Linked DNA regions of Homo sapiens: region 2 is linked to region 1. Evidence: chromatin loops called from intact Hi-C (ENCODE). Cell type or tissue: heart left ventricle. All regions are shown on one strand. Links, peaks and the distances in the headings refer to the core of each region. The heading gives the core; the rest is flanking DNA. Region 1 overlaps MFSD6 (major facilitator superfamily domain containing 6). Region 2 overlaps MFSD6 (major facilitator superfamily domain containing 6).

Region 1 (9,368 bases), core at 2,695-6,694:
TGATGGTAGTTTGTATTTCTGTGGGATCGGTGGTGATATCCCCTTTATCATTTTTTATTGCGTCTATTTGATTCTTTAATCTTTTCTTCTTTATTAGTCTTGCTAGCGGTCTATCAATTTTGTTGATCTTTTCAAAAAACCAGCTCCTGGATTCATTGATTTTTTGAAGGGTTTTTTGTGTCTCTATTTCCTTCAGTTCTGCTCTGATCTTAGTTATTTCTTGCCTTCTGCTAGCTTTTGAATGTGTTTGCTCTTGCTTCTCTAGTTCTTTTAATTGTGATGTTAGGGCGTCAATTTTGGATCTTTCCTGCTTTCTCTTGTGGGCATTTAGTGCTATAAATTTCCCTCTACACACTGCTTTGACTGTGTCCCAGAGATTCTGGTACATTGTGTCTTTGTTCTCGTTGGTTTCAAAGAGCATCTTTATTTCTGCCTTCATTTCCTTATGTACCCAGTAGTCATTCAGGAGTAGGTTGTTCAGTTTCCATGTACTTGAGCAGTTTTGAGTGAGTTTCTTAATCCTGAGTTCTAGTTTGATTGCACTGTGGTCTGAGAGACAGTTTGTTATAATTTCTGTTCTTTTACATTTGCTGAGGAGTGCTTTACTTCCAACTATGTGGTCAATTTTGGAATAGGTGTGGTGCTGAAAAGAATGTATATTCTGTTGATTTGGGGTGGAGAGTTCTGTAGATGTCTATTAGGTCCACTCAGGAAAGCTGAGTTCAATTCCTGGATATCCTTACTGACTTTCTGTCTCGTTGATCTGTCTAATGTTGACAGTGGGGTGTTAAAGTCTCCAATTATTATTGTGTGGGAGTCTAAGTCTCTTTGTAGGTCTCTAAGGACTTGCTTTATGAATCTGGGTGCTCCTGTATTGGGTGCATATATATTTAGGATAGTTAGCTCTTCTTGTTGAATTGATCCCTTTACCATTATGTAATGGCCTTCTTTGTCTCTTCTGATGTTTGTTTTATCAGAGACCAGGATTGCAACCCCTGCCTTTTTTTGTTTTCCATTTGCTTGGTAGATCTTCCTCCATCCCTTTATTTTGAGCCTATGTGTGTTTCTGCACGTGAGATGGGTTTCCTGAATACAGCACACTGATGGGTTTTGACTCTTTATCCAATTTGCCAGTCTGTGTCTTTTAATTGGAGCATTTAGCCCATTTATATTTAAGGTTAATATTGTTATGTGTGAATTTGATCCTGTCATTATGATGTTAGCTGGTGATTTTGCTTGTTGGTTGATGCAGTTTCTTCCTAGCCTCGATGGTCTTTACAATTTGGCATGTTTTTGCAGTAGCTGGTACCGGTTGTTCCTTTCCATGTTTAGTGCTTCCTTCAGGAGCTCTTTTAGGGCAGGTCTGGTGGTGACAAAATCTCTCAGCATTTGCTTGTCTGTAAAGTATTTTATTTCTCCTTCACTTATAAAGCTTAGTTTGGCTGGATATGAAATTCTGGGTTGAAAATTCTTTCCTTTAAGAATGTTGAATATTGGCCCCCACTCTCTTCTGGCTTGTAGAGTTTCTGCCCAGAGATCACCTGTTAATCTGATGGGCTTCCCTTTGTGGGTAACCCGACCTTTCTCTCTGGCTGCCCTTAACATTTTTTCCTTCATTTCAACTTTGGTGAATCTGACAATTATGTGTCTTGGAGTTGCTCTTCTCGAGGAGTATCTTTGTGGCTTCTCTATATTTCCTGAATTTGAATGTTGGCCTGCCTTGCTAGATTGGGGAAGTTCTCCTGGATAATATCCTGCAGAGTGTTTTCCAACTTGGTTCCATTCTCCCTGTCACTTTCAGGTACACCAATCAGATGTAGATTTGGTCTTTTCACATACTCCCATATTTCTTGGAGGCTTTGTTCGTTTCTTTTTATTCTTTTTTCTCTAAACTTCTTTTCTCACTTCATTTCATTCATTTGATCTTCCATCACTGATACCCTTTCTTCCAGATGATCAAATCAGCTACTAAGGCTTGTGCATTTGTCACCTATTTCTCGTGCCGTGGTTTTCAGCTCCATCAGGTCCTTTAAGGACTTCTCTGCATTGGTTATTGTAGTTAGCCATTCATCTAATCTTTTTTCAAGGTTTTTAACTTCTTTGCCATGGGTTTGAACTTCTTCCTTTAGCTCGGAGTAGTTTGATCGTCTGAAGCCTTCTCTCAACTCATCAAAGTCATTCTCTGTCCAGCTTTGTTCCATTGCTAGTGAGGAGCTGCGTTTCTTTGGAGGAGGAGAGGTGCTCTGATTTTTAGAATTTTCAGTTTTTCTGCTCTGTTTTTTCCCCATCTTTGTGGTTTTAACTACCTTTGGTCTTTGATGATGGTGACGTACAGATGGGGTTTTGGTGTGGATATCCTTTCTGTTTGTTAGTTTTCCTTCTAACAGTCAGGAGCCTCAGCTGCAGGTCTGTTGGAGTTTGCTGGAGGTCCACTCCAGACCCTGTTTGCCTGGGTATCAGCAGTGAAAGCTGCAGAACAGCGGATATTGGTGAACAGCAAATATTGCTGCCTGATCGTTCCTCTGGAAGTTTTGTCTCAGAGGGGTACCCGGCCGTATGAGTTATCAGTCTGCCCCTACTGGGGGGTGCCTCCCAGTTAGGCTACTTGCGGGTCAGGGACCCACTTGAGGAGGCAGTCTGTCTGTTCTCAGATCTCAAGCTGCGTCCTGGGAGAACTACTGTCTTCAAAGCTGTCAGACAGGGACATTTAAGTCTGCAGAGGTTTCTGCTGCCTTTTGTTTGGCTATGCTCTGCCCCCAGAGGTGGAGTTTACTGAGGCAGGCAGGCCTCCTTGAGCTGTGGTGGGCTCCACCCAGTTCAAGCTTCCCAGCCGCTGCTTTGTTTACCTACTCAAGCCTCAGCAATGGCGGGTGCCCCTCCCCCAGCCTCACTGCCGCCTTGCAGTTTGATCTCAGACTGCTGTGCTAGCAATGAGGGAGGCTCCGTGGGCGTAGGACCCTCCAAGCCAGGTGCGGGATATAATCTCCTAGTGTGCCGTTTGCTAAGACTGTTGGAAAAGCACAGTATTAGGGTGGGAGTGACCCAATTTTCCAGGTGCCATCTCTCACCCCTTTCCTCGGCTAGGAAAGGGAATTCCCTGACCCCTTGTGCTTCCTGGGTGAGGTGATGCCTCGCCCTGCTTCAGCTCACGCTCACCGCGCTGCACCCACTATCCTGCACCCACTGCCTGACAATCCCCAGTGAGATGAACCCGGTACCTCAGTTGGAAATGCAGAAATCAGTAGTCTTCTGTGTCACTTACGCTGAGACCTGTAGACTGGAGCTGTTCCTATTCGGCCATCTTGGCTCCACCCTCCTGTTATTCTTAAATGACACAAAACTGAGATGTGTGCCTCCCCTCAAGACCCTTCCAGAGTTCTAATTATTAGAAACAATAATTTCTTATTATTAAAGACCAAGTTTCCATTTTCTATATATTTGTAAACAGAATCTCCTTTTACTAGCTACACCATTGCATCAAATCTGAGAAAAGCATCTTAAAGTATATATATATATACTTGAATTTTATAATTATAATGTGAATATAAATTATATCTCCTTTCAATTAGGATAAGTTCTTTTTTCATTGCTATGATGAATTTGATGAATGAGCTGGCATTTTGTACATTCTGTTTAGATGTATAATTATGAATCTTTCATTTTAAAAGACTGAAATTCTCAATCTTTCATCATGACAATTAATCACATTGATTACACCGCATTTGTCTCCTTAGGGTAAGGGAAAATGATAATGGCAATCTATAAAGCTAATGAAATCGTATATAATCAAATCACAGACTGTTTAGTGCAATTAATGATTTAGTAGCCTGGACCGTCACTCAACTCCAGCGATCTTGTCCTGAACCTTTATTTTAATCATGATGCCAATCAGGACTTTTCAGGATGTGGTCAGTACTATATGAGCTAACATGGCAATGAGCTTTGAATAGTAATCCATTTTTTCAGCACTCTTCAGCTACATGACAAGAGCCTTCTAGAAACTTTTTCAGTTGTGTCTTGATGGGAGACAGTACACTGAAGCAAAGAGAACTCAGGGCAGGACATTTGAGCAGAGATTTTTTAAAGTTCATGGAAAAACAACGGTGTGGCTATAAAACTTTAGTTATAAGTCACCAGATGTGATAAAAATAACTGAAGAGATAAAATAATTATGACAACAATCTTTTTTTCAGTAACTATAGTTAACCTACAAAACTAAAAACACCAAAAACTTTAAAAGATAAATATTTTTATATCTTAAAACCACCCTTGGATGTCCATGTCTAATAGTTGTGCACAGGAGTTTATTCTAGAGTTCCTCTTCCTTTGTTTAATCACAAGGGTGTGGATCAAGTCCAGCTTTGTTTGGCTCAACACAAAGCAGCACTCAGGTAACCAAGGAACCATCCCTCCTGATGTCATCTCTTCCTTAACAACCACTTCAAAATCACATGAAACAGTAGGCCTGCCCTTCCTTTATAGAATCAGATGCTGAAGGCCACTGGGCTTTTAGCCACAGCTCAGGGAAGGCAGAGAAATAATTTCAATCCCAGCTGTTAACTTACCTTGAAGAACTTCCATGGGGAGAACAGTCCAGGCATTCTCCAGGTAGGAAATATAAATATAGCGAGCCGTATTGCAGGCCAGGCCAATGTACAGAACCCTAAAAAAAAATAAAAAATAAAAATAAAATAAAAAAAAGCAAAGGAAAATAAACTGAGTCCCTAATATACAATCTAATATGTGTACAAAACATGCAAATATTACCTACCTTTTCCTTCCCCAAACCACCCATCATCCAGCAGACTCCAAACTCAGGAGTGGGAAAACTGAAGGACAATTACATTTAAGCATGAATTTAGGAATAAGAAGATGGCTTCTAACATATCTGCCCTCAGCCTTTTCAAAATGCTTGTTAATATAAAAGTGAACATCACCCTTCCTGAAACTTAATTTGTAGCAGAGATGATGCTTTTTTAAGATAGTCTGGGCGCACTGCCATCAGTAATGACATTACTGGCTTCCTTCCAGGTGGCTGTAGGAGAACTATGCCTGGGATTGTAACCACTTCACTACAATGGGGGAAGGAAGGATAAAAATGAGAATATGTAAACACGAATGTGGCCTTGCTCATAATACCCAAGATACCAAGCAGTTTCACAAGGAGACTCTGAAGGTCATTGAAAACTATCATTCACTAACTACTATAAACTATTTGGAAATCAAATAGTTTCTCCTATCAGTTCAATGGATACATGTTCATCTTTTAAAAAATTCATGGTATCATATGTTTACAAAACTAATAAATATACACCAACCTCTTGCATTCTCTCACCCCCACCATTACCGCTGCCAAAAGTATAAGTAGAAAGAAAATAAGCAAAGGCCTGAAGTGGTGCACCCAAGCATAAGGTTTCAGTCTCTCGTTCTGAACTGGATGGGCTGGTTTGGAAGCAAAGAGTGGCTACTTCTCTGCACAAAATACACCCTAATGGTAGGGATTTATCTTTCTCCCTTGTTTTCTATTTTCTGTTAATTTTCCTAACCTTAATGCTCTGTTTTCTGAATCCAATTTGATGAAAAGTAAAAGGTAAAAGAAATAAACCAACACGATAATCAGTGGTATTTTCCTAATCTTGCTTTTTATGTTAAAATCATTCCTGACTGAGTGTATTGACTCATGCCTGTAATCTGAGCACCCTGGGAGGCTGAGGCAGGAGGATCACTTGCGCCCAAGAGTTCAAGACCAGCCTGGGCAACATAGTGAGAACCTGTCTCTACCAAAAAAAAAAAAAAAAAAATTAGCCAGGCTTGGTGGCACACACCTATAGTCCCAGCTACTTGGGAGGCTGAGGTAGGAGGACTGCTTGAGCCTGGGAGGTCTAGGCTGCCCTGAGCCATAATCCCACCACTGCACTCCAGCCTGGCAAACAGAGCAAGACCCTGTCTCAAAAAAAAAAAAAAAAATTCATTCCTATAAACACTGTTCCCTTTTTCCCAACACTGAATCAACAAAGGGAAATGCTCTCAGACACCCAGCTATCACTAATCTCACATATGGAAAAGAAAGATGAAGAAAAGACAAAAAAGAAAAAGTTGAAGGGTGTGGATGAAATAGGCAACAGATATTAGAGGGATTTAGCAGATTCTCAGTGAAGTATTACAAAAAGTCTGGGTCATCTTGTTCTATGGACATTATGTTCTTTGTACTTGTGTGTTTGGAGGAGAAAAGTACGTTTCAATCTGCCTTAATGAAACTTTTATTGAACAAACTTGCTACAGATTCATCAGTTTCCCTCTGCTAGGGAAAAAAAAAGCCACAGGAAATTAAAATGCAAAATATACTACATGAACACACAAGTTAAACAAACCTGTGCCTCCTTTTACAAATTCTAAGCCAGCCCTGTGGGTGGCCTCTCTTTACCCTAACTCAGGGGTCAGCAAACACTTTTCTATAAAGGACCACACATTAAACAGTTTAGGCTTCACGAGCTACATGGTCTCTGTTGCAGCTCCTCAGCTCTGCTGCTGTAGCATGAAAGCAGCCACAGGCAATATGTAAATGAATGAGCATGGCCATGTTCCAACAAGAGCTGAATTATGAACACTGAAATGCAAACTTCATAAAATAATTTTCATGTGTCACAAAATCTTATTCTTCTTGTGTTTTTTTTCAACCATTTAAACATGTAGAAACTATTATTCTTAGTTCACGGGCCATATAAAAACAGGCAGCAGGCCAGATTTGGTCAGTGAGCCACAGCTTGCCACTGACCTGGCCTCGCTCCTTAATTCTTTTTCTTTTTTTGAGACAGAGTCTCGCTCTGTTGCCGAGGCTAGAGAGCAGTGGCACGATCTCGGCTCACTGAAACCTCCGCCTCCCAGGTTCAAGCAATTCTCCCGCCTCAGCCTCCTGACTAGCTGGGATTACAGGAATGTGCCACCATGCCTGGCTAATTTTTGTATTTTTAGTAGAGACGAGGTTTTGCCATGTTGGCCAGGCTGGTCTCAAACTCCTGACCTCAGGTAGTCCGCCCACCTCGGCCTCCCAAAATGCTGGAATTACAGGCATGAGCCAGCTCCTTAATTCTTAACCTTGGCTGGACATCAGATTTACCATGGTAACTGTTTACAACTACAGATGCCGAGGCCCACACCTATCTCAATAAAGATCTCTATGGTTGAAACCCAGGCATTTTGAAAGTTCCCCAGGTTGTTCTCTTACTGAGCCAGGGTGGAGAACCAGTGGTCTAACTCATTCCAAGCTGTCCCCAGTAATACTGTAATATAATCCCATCATAAAACAATGTTGGTAATCCACTTTCCTAGTGTTCACAAATTGTCTATCCTGAAGCTGTCTTTTGAGCCCACCTCTGAATCAGGGTTGCCATGACAACTGTAATTCAATCCAGGCCATAGTCCAAAACTCCTGGCTTAAAATAACCCAGTGTCAATTGATCCAGTTTAGGAGGTAGATTGTGCTTTGCCTTCAAACCTCTTCCCAGATGGAATTCAGTCACTGGAGTGACCGGTTCACAACTTCTGGGACCCTTAGGTCTCAGATTGCCATCAACAAGCTGAGTGGCTATGAATTTGATATAGCCTTCCCTTCTTTCCCACATTTCTACTTTCACAATTGATAGTCCTTTAGGAGCAAACAGGTACCCTAAAAAAGAAAACACAAAATAAGAAGTATCCAGGTCAAGGTTATTTCATCTCTCTGAGCCTCAGTTTCCTCATATATCAAGTGGGGATAAAAACATGTATTCTGTAGGTTTGTTGTGAAAATGACGACACAATGACTTGCCCAAAATAAGCACTCAATAAATGATTCATCATCATCATCATCATCTTAAGGAAAAGTATCCAAGTAAATACTCTTTGGTTTCTGACAAAACTTTTATCCCAGAATTCCAAAAGACAAGAGCATTCGCATTCCTTCCTCACCAACCATTTTGAGGAAGCCAGTGGCTTCAAGAAATCAGCAAGGGTAAAATTGTGAGCAGAAAGAAAGACAGCATTTGGATCTATGAAAAGGCAAAGAAGTACACGTATATTTACTGAATAGTCACTGAAAAGTACTTCAGTATCAGAATAGGATATTTAAACTGCCATAGTATGCACTGTTATGACTGAACCATGTGTTCCCCCAGTTCATGTGCTGAAGTCTTAAGTTCTGACCCCCAGTACCTCAAAATGTGATTGTATTTGGAAATATAGCCTTAGAAGAGGTAATTAGGTAAAATGATGTCATATGGATAGGTCCTAATCCAATATAACTGGTGTTTTTCCAAGAGATTAGGACACAAGCAGGCACAAGGGAAGAAATAAAAACTCTGGAAGAAAACCTAAGCCAAAGAGAGAGGCCCTTGGAAGTAACCAACCCTACGGACAATTGATCTCGGACTTTTTGCCTCCAGAACTGTGAAGAAATAAACTTCCGAGTTTTTTTGTTTGTTTTTTGCAATGGCATGATCTTGGTTTGCTGTAACCACCGCCTCCCGGATTCAAGCGATTCTTCTGCCTCAGCCTCCCAAGTAGCTGAGATTACAGGTGCATGCTACCAGGCCCGGCTAATTTTTGTATTTTTAGTAGAGATGGGGTTTCACTATGTTGGCCAGGCTGGTCTTGAACTCCAAACCTAAAGTGATCCACCTGCCTCGGCCTCCCAAAGTGCTGGGATTATAGGCGTGAGCCACCACGCCCGGCCATAAACTTCTGTTTTTTAAGCCACCCAGACCGTGGTACTTTGTGGTAACCCAAGCAAATGAACACATTCACTCTAATACAGTTAGGGATTTGCTAATATAAAGGAATTTAAAGCATATTTTACTGGATCATTTTCTAGACAATCAAATTCTTTTTTATGCTGAATATGAGCATATGTTCAGGGTCCTAGAATTTTTTTACATAAGATTATACATAAGATTACTGATGTATAATCAGTAATCTTATGGGCACTGATGTCTGGAAATACAAGACACTGAAAAAAAAAGTCTCTCCACGAGATATAGATACCTACTGAACACCTATAATGATAAAACTCAAAAACAGCATGACTGTCCTATTTCAGAACAGGAAGTCAGTAGTAATAAAAATAGACAAGAAACAAAGGCAATTTTAGAACAGGTGGTTGGTAAACTGAAGTTATCTATAAAGAGGAACACAATTGATAAGAAGCAAATGATGCAGCAGAAAACACTACCCTGTGGAAAACCCAAATCACCTGCCACTCGTTTTTTATCCTGTATTTGAGCAAACTACAAGAGTAGGAGAAAAAAATTGTTACAGATTCTAATTTCTTATATAAGCACAATTCACAGTATTAGCAGTTTAAGCTGATTTGTGGTTATCTTATAATAAAACTG
Region 2 (9,368 bases), core at 3,531-7,530, 54 kb after region 1:
TCATATTTAGATTTTGGTAAAAAGGAACCAAAACATGGAGAAATCACATTATAAACACAGTTATGAAATAAAGCATAATAAATAAAGTGTAATCACAGGATCAGGGACAAAAAGAAACCAAAAACAAGTATATCCCAATGTAGGGCATCTTTGGCTGAAGTGGATTATATTTAATTTGTCTTAAGGAATGACAAAACAAGTACAAAGAGTAGTAAAAATATTTATATGCTGGATGAGACAATCTGTTTATAAAGTGAAAGGAGATTTTGTTTATTGAGAGGTTGATATGGGCTAAATGTCTACAGCCCCTCCAAAATTAATAAGTTGAAGCCCTAAACCCCAATATGATGGTATTTGGAGGTAGCCCCGTTTGGAGGTAATTAGATTGAGAAGAGGTCATGAGATAGGACCTTTTTGATGGGATTAATGCCCTTATAAGAGGAGGCAACTCTCTCTCTATCCACATAGCAAGAAGGTGGCTATCTAGTAGCCAGGAAGAGGGCCCTCAACAGGAACAGAGTTTACTTGCACCTTGATGTTGGATTTCTCAGTCTCCAGAACTGTGAGAAATAAACTGTGGTTCAAGCAACCCTGTCTATATATGGTTGCTATATATATATGCTATATATGGTTGCTATATATTTTGTTATAGCAGCCTGAGCAAACTAAGACAGTGGGCAATGAACATGAATCAATTCAGTTAATATTTTGTTTTTAATGTCTGAGTCTTAATGCTTTTTTAAAAAAAGAAACTTGAAAATATAGAGTTAAGAAGACATTTCAAATTATATACAGAATTAACTTTATGATCTTTTCTGGGAAATATTCTCTAGTGCAGGTTTGCAGTTCATCCTAATCAGATAAGGAAGGCTTTGTTTACTTTTTAGGAAAGCAGAAGTCTTCTCACCTGGCACAGTCTAATGATAGTAATCAATACAACTATTGTGAAAATATAACACAGACTTCTAAAACCTGGAAAGCTATGCTACCAGTACCTACACTGAGTCATTCAAATAGCAGGTATTTCTGAATTATTGATGAGAGGCAATGAAATCATTCTTATTAAAACTGATAGCTTTCTTCATTATGTATTTGAATTAAAACTGTTCAAACATATATTGAGTTATCCGCAAATATATGAGAGTATGAAAATGGATTCAACTTTTGAAGAAAGAAACCCTGAGATCGAATACATTATTTGGAATAATTGCCAAAGGTTAGATTTACAAACATGATAAGAATGTGTGCTATAACATAGCAGTGACATAATTATCAGTGATGGAGAGGAAATAGTCCCTGGATACCACAGAAGGGACACTCTTCCTTGTGCCATGGCCATCATAACTCAGTGTTGCCTAGTGATGAGGGCTGAAGCTGCGAAGCAGGGAAATCAACTTTTCAAACCCTTGCAGCCAGCTCTGTCTTGTCAACTGTTATTGGCCAACATTCTCAATGGCTTTGGGAAATGTGAGTCCCAGAGCTGGACTCTAACATACTGCTGCAATTATGACCAGTATAGACACAGGGAAACTACTGTAAAAGAGCGTTAGAATCTAGGTATTCACACACCGCACTCAAACATTCAGTTCAACCCCCAGCTTCTTCCAGGATAGAGCTTTTTCCAGAGACACAGTGTGCGAGGTCAATTCCCATAGATTTTTTTTTTCCATCAGGATTGCTTTAGCATCTGCTAGACATTTAGCCAATGTCATGAAAAAAATATATAAGGTTAGTTTTATAACAGTCACACAGGCTACAAGGGCACTGATCTGTGCAAAGATGAATGACTATTTTGGAATCTTCCTCTTCCTTTCAGGGTATTGTGACATGGTTCCTTTATGGCAAAGCCAAATGATGAAAGAAACAAAACTGGTCTCAGTCCTGTCAGCCCAGTTTCCAGCCTGAGCCCTCCAGGCACTCAGCACTGCCCACGGGCTCCCCAGAGCTGCTACTAGCTCCCCAGAGCTGCTACTAGCAGCATTCCACTGGGATTGAAACTCCTCCCAGAAACTAGAACCTGGCACCCTTGTCATTCTTTTGTTTTGTTTTGTTTTTTTAGATAGGGGCTCCTTCTGCCACCCAGGCTGGAGCGCAGTGGCACAATCACAGCTCACTGCAGCCTTGACCTCCTGGGCTCAAGTGATCCTCCCACCTCAACCTCCCAAGTAGCTGGGACTACAGGCACACACCACCACTTTCAGCTATTCTTTTCAGTTGTTTGCAGAGACAGGGTCTCACTATGTTGCCCAGGCTGGTCTTGAACTCCTGGGCTCAAGTGATCCATTTGCCTCAGCCTCCTAAAGTACTGGAATTACAGGTGTGGGCCACTGTGCCCAACCACCTTGTCATTCTTGGTGGGCCTTTCCAAGGCTCCTAGTAAAACCTGACTGCTAGATCATAAGCAAGCTGATTCACAACCTTGGTTGCCCCATCTTGACAACATATTTGCACTTCAACAGGGAATCAGTGGATTATACTATCATATTATTACCAACTACAATACAATAACACTTAAGTAACACTTGCTATGAACCTAGCATGTATTAACTCATTTAATACTCACAACAGTTCTCTGGGGTGGAAATGATTCCTTTCCCAGTTTTACCAATGAGGAAACTGTGGCACAGAGAAGGCAAATAACCAGCCCAAAGTCACATAGGGAATGAGTAGCAGTGCTGCTCTTAGCAGGTACTGACTCTCAATGCACTGTGCAGCTATGAGACAGGGATCCCAAAAGTTAGGTCTTAGGCCTCAAAGACTTGCTTTATCATTGACAAGCAATGATAAACCACATCTCTCTCTCTCTCACATACACACACACACACACACACACACACACACACACACCACTAAAGGGTTAAATGAAAAGTCAGAATAATAATGGAAGAAAAGCCACATAGCCCTATATAATTTATTAACTAAAAGATATTAGGGACAATAGGCATGCTTCTGGAGTTCCAAGTAGGGTGTCCATACTTCAGACAGGGGTTGTCAAGAAAACGAGGGGCTTAAATTGAACTCTGAAAGATGGGCAGGATTCACAGGCAAAGATGAGTGGGAAAACTATTCCAGGGTAGAGGAAAGAAAAGGCAGCAGAGGATCCGTAAAAGATTTATCCCAAGACTAAAGGGCACATGAGGCCACCCAGACAGCAACAGATGGCACAGGGCCTTGAATACCAGGCTGAGGGACGACAGAACACAAAATACAATGGAATTATACTGAAAAAAAGACATTCATTTGAACAACCAAAAAAACCCTACAGCTATAGATCGAGCACCCACTAGTAGGTAGGACACATGCTGGAGGCCACACAGTCCCTGTCATGACACCCAGAGGCGAGAAGAAGACGGGGGCACACACAATCACAACACCTTATGCTAAATGTTCAAACAGGAGCAAGCACAGGTGATGTACACAGAGGGTCTGTGGTGTGGGGCCTCGAGCCAATCTTAAAGGATGAATAGATTGGCAGGGTTTTGCTACTGTGACCTTGCTAAGGATTTCCCAACATTTGAACTTTTATTTTGGTGTGCTGATCTTACCGCTAATGATCCAGTACTGAAGTCCTGTGATGGTATCATTTCAGAACAAACAGTACTTTATGAATTCACTATATCTAATGGGACCTTTCATAACATCTGGAAATAGAATACACTTGAAACATTTTCCTCACTCCTTCCTCTACTTCTAGAGATTGTTCTCACATCTACTGTAGGATTTATAGGTAATTTTATTGCTATCTTTTTACAGATATCTCGTTTGCCCAACAAGACTGTATACCCCTCGAGGGAGGAATCTAGAACATAACATATTGCCCTTTACCCCTGTAAGCTCTCAATACTGTTTATTTTGACAAGCACCTGATGACAATAAACATATAAATTTTTATTAAAGTTTAATGTGATCAAAAATTCATTTTAGGAAGTAGAGTCAAAAGAAGTCCCAGTTGCATCCCCCTGGCTTTGATAAATCAGTGCCTCTTTAAGCCTCCTTTTCCATACAAACTTAAGTCAATTAACTCCCAGAAGGATTCTAGAGCTTAAATGAAATAAAGTATGAGAAAGCATTCTGTTAATCTAAAAGCAACATATGAACATTTGGTGTTGCTGGTAGTTGTAGTTTTATTCCAGATATTTCATTAAAACTCTGGGTCTTATTTTGCAATTATGCCAAAAGCACTTTTCCCAGAATTATTTGGCACCACCCTTGAACTAGGCTAGTATTTCATCCATCTGTGCTCATGAATTTATGTTCATGTCTGTTTTCATGTCTACAGCCTGATGGGGGCCTGTGAGGCACTGGTTCACTGGAGAACACACTATTGTAATATGGACTGGAATGATAATTCATTATCTCCAGGAAAGAAATAACTATTCACTTAAAATAAAATATTCTGTAGAAACATTTTACTTATATTTGTAACATCATAAATCTGAAAGAAAGGACCTGAAATCCTCTCTAACATTTCCTTTCAACTTGCTAACAGGGTGAAAAAGGAACAAATTATTTTGATCTCTTAAGGGTTGGAGGAAATAGCTTATAACCATAAAGATGACTTTAGTAATAAAGACCAACTAGATTTTCACTTTCACTTTGTGGAAGAAAATAATCAAATGTCAATTAAAAATTTATAATTTAGGTTCCTCAGACCTTATCAGCCATCATGAAGCAGATTCCTACTTATTAGTTTTAGACTCCTGATTAAATATTGTGCCAATATAGCATAATTTATAATATAAATTTGAAGCAGGCCCCAGAACTTCATTTCCTTCTACCTTTCAAATAAGCTTCCTGTCTTAGAACAAGCCCAGCGGGAGGAAAAAGTAACAGTTCACATTACAGAGCTATTCTAACACTATTAGACACTGAGGAAGTTAAGAGGGTTAAATAAAGCACAATCTATACACGAGACAAGGCAGTTTAAACAGAAATGTATGGGTGCTTCTTTCTCAGACCTTTTATGAGTTTACAATTGAGACCAGAATATAGATCTCAAGGTTTATAATACATTTTCCTATAGCCCTGGACTATCATCAGTTATTTTTACTTACATCCCCTAAATGTGCTATAGTCTAAAAGAATAATTTATATCCTTAGTACCTTCCCATATATGTAATCTAAAATTGTTTTATTTTGCTGTTAGGGTTCTGATAACTTGAGAATTACCATAAGCTATCAATTCTAATGATATAATTAGTTTCAGAAAAAGGTTTATTACTTAGCCCATAAAATAAAAAAGTGGCTGAGCACAGTGGCTCACATCCGTAATCCCAGCACTTTGGGAGACAGAGGCGGGAGGATCACTTGAAGCCAGGAGTTTAAGACCAGCATGGGCAACAAAGCAAGATCCCATGTCTACAATTTTTTTTTAATGAGTCAGGCATGGTGGTTCATACCTGTAGTTCTAGCTATTCAGGAGGCCAAGGCAGGAGAATCACTTGAGCCCAGGGGTTCAAGGCTGCAGTGAGCTAGGATCACGCCACTGCACTCCGGCCTGGGTAACTGAGAGAGATCCTGTCTGTAAATAAATAAAAATAAAAAAGATAGATACTTTAACATACATACCATACCAATAATTTTTAAAATGGAAATATTCAATGCTGGTGAGTATGAGAATTGACAGGCATTGTCATTCACTGAGAGTAAAAACATAAACTTTCTGAAAAGCAAAGACTTAAATGTAAAGATTTTTATTGCAACACTTTTCACAACAATCACAACTGAAACAAAGTAAGTGATCAATAATAAGGACAGTTAAATAAGTTATGGTGAAAATAGGTAAATAAGCTATAGAGAAAAATAAAATCTTATATCCATATCATGGGAAAATAGAACTTAACTACATGGTAAAATGCATCATGTTAAATGAAAGAGCAGGACACAAACCTCTCGATATAGTACAGTTTATATTTGTAAATCTATGTAGCTCAAATAAAATGTATTTTAGAAAAAGACTCGATAAAAATGACACCAAAGTGTTATCAGGGATTATCTCTGAGTAGTAAAATTAGGACTTATTTAATTTTTTTCTTATACTTGGCTGGATTTTTAAAAAATCATTATTTATCACTTTAAAAATACATATTTAAAAAGGAATTATTTTAAATATAAAACATTTGAGTGACAATTAGGATGTCCTTGTTCCCGGAGTTCCTGAAAAATTATAGAGTTATTAAATTGAGGTCTGATCATTCATCTAATGCCTTGTGCTTCCCAGTATACGGAATTGAAAGGGACTGTCACAAGGACTTTGAGACACTCTTAAAAGATATGCACACCTTTTACAGGGAGCCTCATTACACAGAAAATAAAATTGAAATGTGTCATGTTTACTCATTCAAAAGAATCATAATAAAGTCTTTTATTTAAACTCCCTTATAAATGTGAATTGGGGCATATTTGTTCATTAGTTAAACACAATTGCACAGGCATGATTTTGAAATAGAATTAAGAAAGGCACTCCATAATAGCTAAAGAAGCTTGCCTTTGCTGGATTGGAGCACGTTAATCAAGAACACAGCGCTTCTTTATTTTATGTTCCAGGACACATGTGCAGGACATGTGGGTTTGTTACATAGGCAAACGTGTGCCATGGTGGTTTGCAGCACCTACCAACCCATCATCTAGGTATTAAGCCCCACATGCATTAGTTATTTATCCTGATGCTCTCCCTCCCCCTGCCACCCAACCCCCCAGACAGGCCCCAGGAACACAGTACTTCTTAAAAGTCATAGGCAGCATGCATGTCACTTTGTATGATTCTGCTTTATGTGTTTGGTGTGGTGCCTTCCTCCTTTGCTCTACCTTGAGCCAAGTACCTTGAGGCCAAGTATGTTCTACCTTAACTTTGTCCCTAAAAGTGCCCTGAACAGTTAAGAATTCCCAGCGTGACTCACAGGGACCCACTCCTGCCACTGCTCCAGTGCTCAGTTTCTCCTGGAATCCTGGGCCCTGACTGCCATGTCTCCTCTTCACCCCACAGTATAGCAGGGCTCATGGTACATTGGTTTATTGGAGCTCAGAGAGAGCAGGCCCCGTGCAGAGTGGAGTGCACCTGCCTGTGGAACAAGGTCTCTCTACATAACCAACACAGACTGCTAACTACCAGTCCAGGCTCGCCACTCACTTTCCTTTGGCACGGTTAACCCACACATCGGGCTTGTTCAGGCAGCACCAGTTCCTCCTTTTTATCCTCCTCAAAGCCACACACCAGAGCTCACTCTGCCCACTGCTGATTCATAGTGTCCCTGTCTTTCCCTGTCTTTCCCCCATCCCACTCTTGGTCTCAGATCAAAATGCTTCCAAACATTTCCTCAGAGTCATTCAGAGCTGGCCTTTCCTGTTTTGTACTTGCCAAATGTTTCCTGAATTGGTCTCCCATTCTAAAACATGCCCCACAACAAATGTCAAAGAAAGACATCTCTGCCCCCCTTAATTCAATTTTTTTCCACATCTCTTGAACATGGTTTTTTAAGGGTCTGAATTTCTTCCCATCTTTGCCCTATTCTCCCCCATTCTACCCCGCCCCTCCCATCCTAAAATGCAGCAGGACCACCAGGTCACAAGGTAATACAGAACTCTCACTCACATCTCTTCAACATAATCATCAACACGTGGCTCAGCTAGATTTACATCATAATGGATCAAGGCAGGGAGAGGCTACTTTGAATACATACAACATTGGGATGTAGTTTTTGTTGGTGCTGAGGTAGAGGTGGGGGTTTGGGAGGGTGTGCTCTTTTTAAAGCCATAACATAGCAACCAGTAACTATAGCAGACACATATTAACATATAGGCTCAAGGTTTAGGTGTTCCACGTTTGTAATTATTTATTATTTGGTTGGCTTTTCTGTTTTGGCCCCTGCACCAAACATCACTTGTCTGAACAAATGACTGGTAGATTCCAAAAGTTGCCCAGCCAACTTGAGACAATGCCATTTTGCAAAAACAGTAAATAAATATCATCCAAATGTGGGCAATCAAAAACAGCTACAAAGCAAATGTTACTGAATCCAGCAGTGGGGCTAAGTACTGGATAACGTATCATTCAGAATTTAGGAAAACAAATCAGGCTGACACAAGCCCCTCTCACCCCCAAAATGCCAGTAGAGTAAATGGGAACAGACAGCTAATGTTGGATAATTAAACATGGAGGAATTATAAACTCAAAGGAAATGTTCTTGGTGGAGGCATTAAGGTGTTTTCATTGCCCCACACAGAATTGACATCAGATGTGTTTGTTTGCTTTTCCCAGGAATCAAAAATGCTATGCCCAAGGAAATGCCATGTTAGTTGAGTTTGAGGAAGAAATTTTACCCAAACTGGCCTTGTAGTAGGGTAGGACTTTGCACTTGATTTCTGCCTTTAAAGATAACCTATTGAACAAAGTTTCCTAAATTAAAAGATGGAGATTTCCTTCTGCCTAAAACATAATTAGAACCCAAAATGAAATGTTGGATAATACCTAAAATTGTGAGAATATCTCTTCTGTAAAATACTTTTACAATTCCCTCTTTCTCAAGATTACCTACTACCACAATGATAATTAACCAAGTTTAAGCATGTGTTTTCTTGATTCTGAAAAGTCTGAATGTATTATGGCTCTGGATTTCTAAGTCTGGAAATGTATTAATTTTTAAGGATTCTAAGCAGTGGTTTTAGTTAATTTTACATAGAATTGGATAGAACTATGGGACTGTATTTAACAAGTACATATGCATCAGATTAGTTTAACTTTATGATAACTTGCTTCTCCTAAATTGTTACTAAAAATAATTATACCTAAAGTCATCCAGAATGCCATAATTTCATGAGATGACACAGCAGGTAAATTGGTTTCTCCAACTCCTACCTTCTACCAGATTGTTCTGTACAGAACAATCATGCTTCCAAAGACAGCCACCACTAGCAAGACCAGGAAGAAAGAAATTCTTATCACCCCTAATCAAGCAGATAAATTGTGTATGCTCCAAAGCATTCTTATTGAGGAGGAAAACTGAGGAGTTGTAGAATATGCTACAGTTACTATTAGAAAAAGTAAAAGCCAGTCACCTGAGACTCTTTACCCTTTGCCCCCCAATTCTCAGTATGCCACCTTTCACTTTGATCTCCTGAGTCTCATTTCACTTCCCTAACATTAGAGTTTAGGCACATTCAATTTTATCTTACTTTGGATTGTTATAAAATCAATTAATTCTAGTCTTCTTTTGTTTTCCTTTTTAGTTTATATAATAAGAGAACACATGCTTGTTCCAAAAACAAAATTTTAAGCCCAAACATAACTTTATAAGGTAAAAAGCAAAAACATCCTCTTTTCTCCATCTTGTCTCACTTCCTGAAGATAGCCACTGTCGGCTGGGCGCAGT

Evidence for each region. A loop is a pair of places that touch in the nucleus more often than their neighbours do. Peaks named below come from ENCODE experiments on the same cell type or tissue, not always from the same donor. Only the 100,000 strongest peaks of a DNase experiment are listed, where the experiment ranks them.
Region 2: it touches region 1 in a loop (2.0-fold over the local background); 35 of 110 quality-filtered maps call a loop at or near these places.

Annotation. Positions count from the first base shown.
Region 1 is chr2:190,465,053-190,474,420 of GRCh38, reverse strand. It overlaps MFSD6 (major facilitator superfamily domain containing 6), which reads right to left. Exons shown (of 8, transcript NM_017694.4): 4 at 4,566-4,663. It also overlaps a transcript of NEMP2 not described here. Among named protein-coding and RNA genes, the nearest start is that of MFSD6, 61 kb to the right of the region's middle. In heart left ventricle, for the core only: no CTCF peak of the experiment used is centred there; a DNase peak (open chromatin) is centred at 5,020; H3K4me3 peaks cover 308 bases; H3K27ac peaks cover 3,303 bases.
Region 2 is chr2:190,411,445-190,420,812 of GRCh38, reverse strand. It overlaps MFSD6 (major facilitator superfamily domain containing 6), which reads right to left. Exons shown (of 8, transcript NM_017694.4): 2 at 5,400-5,521. Among named protein-coding and RNA genes, the nearest start is that of MFSD6, 7.8 kb to the right of the region's middle. In heart left ventricle, for the core only: no CTCF peak of the experiment used is centred there; no DNase peak of the experiment used is centred there; H3K27ac peaks cover 478 bases.